Regions from separate parts of the Homo sapiens genome. Here region 2 is linked to region 1. Evidence: chromatin loops called from intact Hi-C (ENCODE). Cell type or tissue: OCI-LY7. All regions are shown on one strand. Links, peaks and the distances in the headings refer to the core of each region. The heading gives the core; the rest is flanking DNA.

What was found. Hi-C counts contacts between places; a loop is a spot of excess contacts. Peaks named below come from ENCODE experiments on the same cell type or tissue, not always from the same donor. Only the 100,000 strongest peaks of a DNase experiment are listed, where the experiment ranks them.
Region 2: a loop joins it to region 1, with 5 times the contacts of the local background. A loop is called at or near these places in 38 of 110 quality-filtered maps.

The regions. Positions count from the first base shown.
Region 1 is chr12:108,510,971-108,513,876 of GRCh38, forward strand. No RefSeq gene overlaps it. Among named protein-coding and RNA genes, the nearest start is that of FICD, 2.9 kb to the right of the region's middle. RefSeq lists a silencer at 2,097-2,282. In OCI-LY7, for the core only: CTCF peaks have their summits at 1,158 (motif pointing left) and 1,360; a DNase peak (open chromatin) is centred at 1,161; H3K4me3 peaks cover 420 bases.
Region 2 is chr12:107,911,352-107,914,257 of GRCh38, forward strand. It overlaps LOC105369964 (a long non-coding RNA gene), which reads left to right and starts at 1,400. Exons shown (of 4, transcript XR_945320.2): 1 at 1,400-2,607. In OCI-LY7, for the core only: CTCF peaks have their summits at 1,156 (motif pointing right) and 1,365; no DNase peak of the experiment used is centred there.

The DNA.
Region 1 (2,906 bases), core at 87-2,586:
AGGTGAAAAGCAGTTACGTTTAATTTTTTCCAAGTAAGAAGTACCACTTCCCCAAATGATTTGCTTTGAAAACAACACTCATCTGCATGTCTGAGTTTTGAAATATTGGTGATTTGAGACCATACGACATGAGAAACATCCTGAGGCCAGAACACAAGCCTTTAGCCCAGGGACACTCACATGGGGTCCCCCAAGCCCTGTTTCTTGGGGATGCCTCAGAAACTGGGTCTGACCCCACCAGGTATGTCTTTTCTTTTTTTTTTTTTTTTTTGAGACGGAGTCTCGCTCTGTTGCCCAGGCTGGAGTGCAGTGGTGCGATCTCAGCTCACTGCAAGCTCCGCCTCCCGGGTTCACGCCATTCTCCTGCCTCAGCCTCCCGAGTAGCTCGGACTACAGGCGCCCATCACCACGCCAGGCTAATTTTTTGTATTTTTAGTAGAGACGGGGTTTCACTGTGTTAGCCTGGATGATCTCGATCGCCTGACGTCGTGATCTGCCCGCCTCGGCCTCCCAAAGTGCTGGGATTACAGGTGTGAGCCACCGCGCCTGGCCCCCACCAGGTATGTTTTAAAAGGAGGATTAATCAGTAGCAGGGAGAAGGGCTGCTGGGCTCTCTTTTTCAGCCACAGCATTAAGTTAGACAGAGAAAAAAAAATCAGGGGTGGGGAAAGATGAGAGAAATGAAGAAGCAAGAACAGGTGTGGTGTATTTTCTTTTTAATGAAGTTGAGTCATTCTGCAGCCAACTCAATGCCATGTAGCCTCAAGCCGGGGAGTTTTGTTTTTCCTAAGCAATAGAATCCGACTCTGCCAGCAAGAAGCGCTTGACTGCTGTTCCTTAAACATGCAGAAGGGTTTTTTGTCTTGTTTTGTTTTGCATAATGGACATATTTCCCATGCAGCCACTTTCTGGGTTCTTTGTCATGTGTCAAGGTAAGCGTTTAGAAAACTCCTCCGTGGGCCACGGGGAGGCAATTTTCACCTAGTACAGAATGCTTAAGATGGAGAAAGCCAACTTTTCAATATCGCTTCAGGGACCATATTTTGTGCATTCAACACAGCTGAATGCAGACAAAGTCGAGAGTTAAAATTTTTTGAGTGTAAACTCCTGACAAGGAGATTGAAGGAGGGAAGTGATGTCAGGTGAATTACTGCCCCCTGGTGGCCAGACACAGTAATGGGCTCATTTTGCTGTAATAGTCCTTTGAGTCTTTTCTTCCTGCGTTCCCCTGCCATCTTCCACTACCGGCTACAAAGGGGTTACAATCTGGCGGCCCTGGAAAGCCAGCCGGCAGCCATGCCAACTGCCTTAAAATCTGGAGATACTGCTTAAAAAATCTAGGCCTCACATTTATTTTGAAAAATTGAAAACTCTATCCACTTTTAGACTGCATCCCAGCTAATAAATACGGGTTCGAGCTGAGAAGCTGCTGCCCACTTTAGACAAGGCATGTGCTCTCAAATCTGCCATACTCCCCACCTCTACCTATTGTCTCATGGCCAGGAAGCTTTGCTCATTAGCAGTTCCTGCATAGCCTCTGGATTTACTACTCGTAGCCTAAGCTAATTAAAGACTTAACAAAGAGAGGAGGGTGCCTTTAGAAGCAGAGGACTACATTGCTTTATACCTGGGTGTGGACAGGGGTCCACTAGTCCCTTAATACCCAGCTCAGTGAGGATAAGTGACTTGTTCAAGGTCACCCAGCCAGCAAGCGGTGGGCCTTGCATTTCAACGCACATCTGTCTGACCCCAGAGCTTCACTGTTTTCTAACATACTGTCACCCATAAGCTGGCTGCCTACCAGGCCCTCCTCTGGGGAAGGTTTTTACAATGACATTACTACTTGGGCCATCAGGAAGTGCAATTCAGAGGACTCCAAGAGAAAAATGTTTATGACCTTGGTTGAAAAGATTAAAAACGAGAAGCCACCAAAATAATCACCACCCTGATTTTGTTCCTTAAAAACTATGGATCTTCTGGCCAGGCGCGGTGGCTCAAGCCTGTAATCCCAGCACTTTGGGAGGCCAAGGCAGGTGGACCACTTGAGGTCAGGAGTTGAAGACCAGCCTGGCCAACAGAATGAAACCCCGTGTCTATTAAAAATACAAAAAAATTAGCCGGGTGCAGTGGCACATGCCTGTAATCCCAGCTACTCAGGAGGCTGACGCAGGAGAATCGCTTGAACCCAGAAGGTAGAGATTGCAGTGAGCCAAGATCACACCACTGCACTCCAGCCTGGGTGACAGAGCAAGACTCTGTCTCAAAAACAAACAAACAAACAAAAAAACAATTAGCCTGTGTGTGCCTGTAGTCCCAGCTACTAGGGAAGCTGAGATGGGAGGATCACTTAAACCCAGGACATGGAGGTTGCAGTGAGCCAAGATCATGCCACTGCACTCCAGCCTGGGCAACAGAGTGAGATCCTATTTCAAAAAAGATAGATAGGTGATAGATAGATAGATAGATAGATAGATAGATAGATAGATAGATAGTTTGCTCTGTGCCAGATGTATAGAATCTCATTTCACCCTCACATAAAACCTTGTGAAGTGGTAATATCATCACACTGTGCACAGTTTACAGAAAAGCCTAGACAGATGATCAACAAGATCAAGTCACTTGCTGAATGTGATTCAGTTTGCAAGGGGCAGAACTGGGATTTGAACCCAGGTCTGTGTGACTCCCAACAGTGACACCCCACAACCACCACCTAGCCCTGCCTCCAAGAGCAATACACGTCACAGAGGAGGTCAGATCTTGAAGCATCAAGCCTTCTGCAAATCCTGAACTGGATGCCAAAAGCAAGGTAGGCTGTTTGTCCCCATTTTACAAGTGGGGAAAGTGAGGCTAGGAGTAACGTGCCCAAGGTGACACGGAGAGTAAATGGCAAAGTCTGAATTTGAGCT
Region 2 (2,906 bases), core at 158-2,657, 600 kb before region 1:
GAGACCAGGAAGTATGAAGAGGTGACTGGATGGAGCTCTAAGGGGGAGAACAGGGGCCCTGGTGAGCTGTGCTTCCTCCCAGACACAGGAGGCATAGAGGTAGCCACTGCAGCAGATTCCAGGAGGGCTACTGGGCCTGGGCAGTCTTGCGTCCTGCGTCCCTCCTCCTGTGCATTAGTCCCAGAGGGTGGAGGGGGTCTGGAGAGGCAGTGGGCAGAGGAGCCATTGCTGCCGCAGGTGGTGGCAAAATATGGGAAGGCTGCAAGGCTCCCCAGTCCCGGATGGCCTTGGCCTCACCCCACAATGCACTTTTGATGCATAGCAGCACTGTTTCCTTCTCCAGGTCCAGGTCTTCAGCCGTGAGTCGGAACCCCAGCTGGGAGGGAGGTACAGCGTCAGAGGCTCCCCTCGCCTGCATGGCAGCAGAGGAAACTTGCATCGAAGGGGCCAGTACTGTGGATGCGAGGGAGCCATTCTTGGAGGTGAGTTTCTGCCCTTGTGTTGCATCTGCTGCCTTTTCACTCCAGATCTTCCTCTGGGAAACCTCTGTAGCCAAAGAGGGAGACCAGGGTCCCTCCTCACTCACTGTCTTTGAGCTCCGGAGGGGCAGCCGGGAGAGGAATGAGGCTGGCCCCCTCCTCCTCTTCAGTGGCGGGAAACCTCCTGTGGTGCTGTGTGAGCTGGAGACAGCATTTTGGGGGCAGGAGCTCACCTAGAAAGGCTGGGATTTCTTGTTCAATCTGACTTCTGATTTCTGGGCATGGAGGTCTCTCTGCAGAGGCCCAGACTTGGGCACGACAGAAGAGAGGCCTCCATTGACCCTCAAGGACCTAAATGTGATCTGTGCACCCCCAGTATCATCAGGCCCCTTTCTCTAATTATCGAGAACCTCTGTGACTCCAAGGTCCTTGTCCTGCTCAGGTATCCATTTCCTCAGGGTCCATTTGAGGGCCCTCAGAGGGCCTTCAAAACCAAAAACAAAACACAGGGTCTGCAGTATCTTAGGATGTTGTCTCCAAGAGGCTCTAAGAAAAGCCAGTGTAAAGTCACTGAATTCTTGGAGTTGGTCCAGGACCAAGGGTAAGTGCAGAAGCCGGGGCAGCCAAGGAACGGGCCAAGGGCAGGCAGCCAGCTGCCCTGCCAGCCCCCTGCAGGGGGCGCTGTGGAGCAAAGCTTTCACGGGTAACGGGCAAAGGGGAGCAGTAGTGTCAAGTCAGGTCTTGGCAGCACAGCGAGGTTGGCGAGTTCTCCTTGGCTGCCAACTCAGCCAAAGGCTCATCCTGCACTGTTGGGCCTGTTGCTGGGATGCACCTTTGGAATGTGTGAGCCAAGAATGGGCGCGCATGCTCATGGAACCCGCAAGGAAGGCGCACCGGGGAGGAAAGGGAGGGGGCAGAGATCACCCTAGGAATGTGCACAGGGGGCAGCTGCCGGTGGAGGGTGTTTGGTATGAGGGAGACAGGCTCATGGGGAAATGCAGCTGGCCCTCCCGCACTGGGGCCCCAGCGCTGACAGGGGACGGCGTAGGACGGGGATCCCTTGGGCTAGGAGGGCGAGAACTGCTGCGCCATCAGGTGGCAGCTTTGGGGTCAGCACCCTCGAGATGTCCTGCCCTTTCTCCAGCGGAATTGGGAAGAGCCCCTCAAGGGCTAAACAGATTCTGACGGGGTCTCTTGTGGTGGGGAGGACAGGTGGAGAGAGACATGCTTCCCTTATAACCCAGCAATCCTGTTCCATGTATTTGCCCAAGAGAAATGAAAACTTCTGGGTGGATGTTTATTCACCCATAACCTGTATGTAGATGGTTTTGGTTGCATTAGTCTTATCTCCTTGACATAGGACTTTTCATTTTATCCATTTTGTCTTGAATGTGTATGGAATTATTTTTAGGTGGTTGTTCTGGGGATTAGAATATTTATGCCACACTTTTCAGTCTAATAAGAGGTGTATCTTACCAACTCGAGTAATATGTGAAAGCCTAACAGTCATATACATTCATGTGGCTCTTTATGTTATGGTTGTCATATGTATTCCATCTACAAGCCTTGAAGCCCCACATCCCTTTCAAATGATGATATGTTTTCATGGTTTGGAAGCAGCTCATCCTGGAAGCGCAGAACCTGCCAGGCGTCTTGCACTTCCTCCTCCCAGTCCCCCTAGGGTTAAAGGCTGCACTCTAAGAAGGCACTAGCCTGTCCCCAGGAGTCTATCCAGATCCCTGGAGGGCTCCATTTCTGCAGGACGAGGCTACCCCTTGGAATAAATCCTCTCTGCTTCTGCCCAGCCCTGTAAGGGGCACCTTCCATTCTTTCTCCAGCAGGCTTTCCTCTGCTGACAGGGAAGGAGACAGTGTGGGGCAGAGAGGGATTTATCCTCTTCTCCTTGGGCTGAGGAGAGGGCTGGGAAGTCCTCCAGGCAGCATCTAACTTCCTCACTCTTTGGGCTGCTGTAAGTGGCCTTCCAGGTCCTTCCTGCTATTTTCATGTTCAAAAATTGAAATTTGAGTTTTCTGAGCTGGAATTTCCTCTGTTTAAGGCTGCTAGGAAAAATGGCTGCCAGGGGTCCTGTAAAGCAAAGCTTGCTTGGAGAATGGGCGAAGATGTATGTGTAAGTGATTTGCTCAAGATTATGCAACCTCCCTGGGCATAGCCCCCACTTCCTTGGGAATTTCCTAGCATGTCCTGGAACGGGCCTCCATCATTCCCCATTTCCTGCTGCATGAGGAGACATTGCCCCCTACATGAACTAGATAGTGTAATATCTGCCCCTGGTGTGTCCGGAATTGGTTCCTTCTGGTGGGTTCTTGGTCTGCTGACTTCTAGAATGAAGCCACGGACCCTCGTGGTGAGTGTTACAGTTCTTAAAGATGGTGTGTCCGGAGTTTGTTCCTTCAGATGTTCAGATGT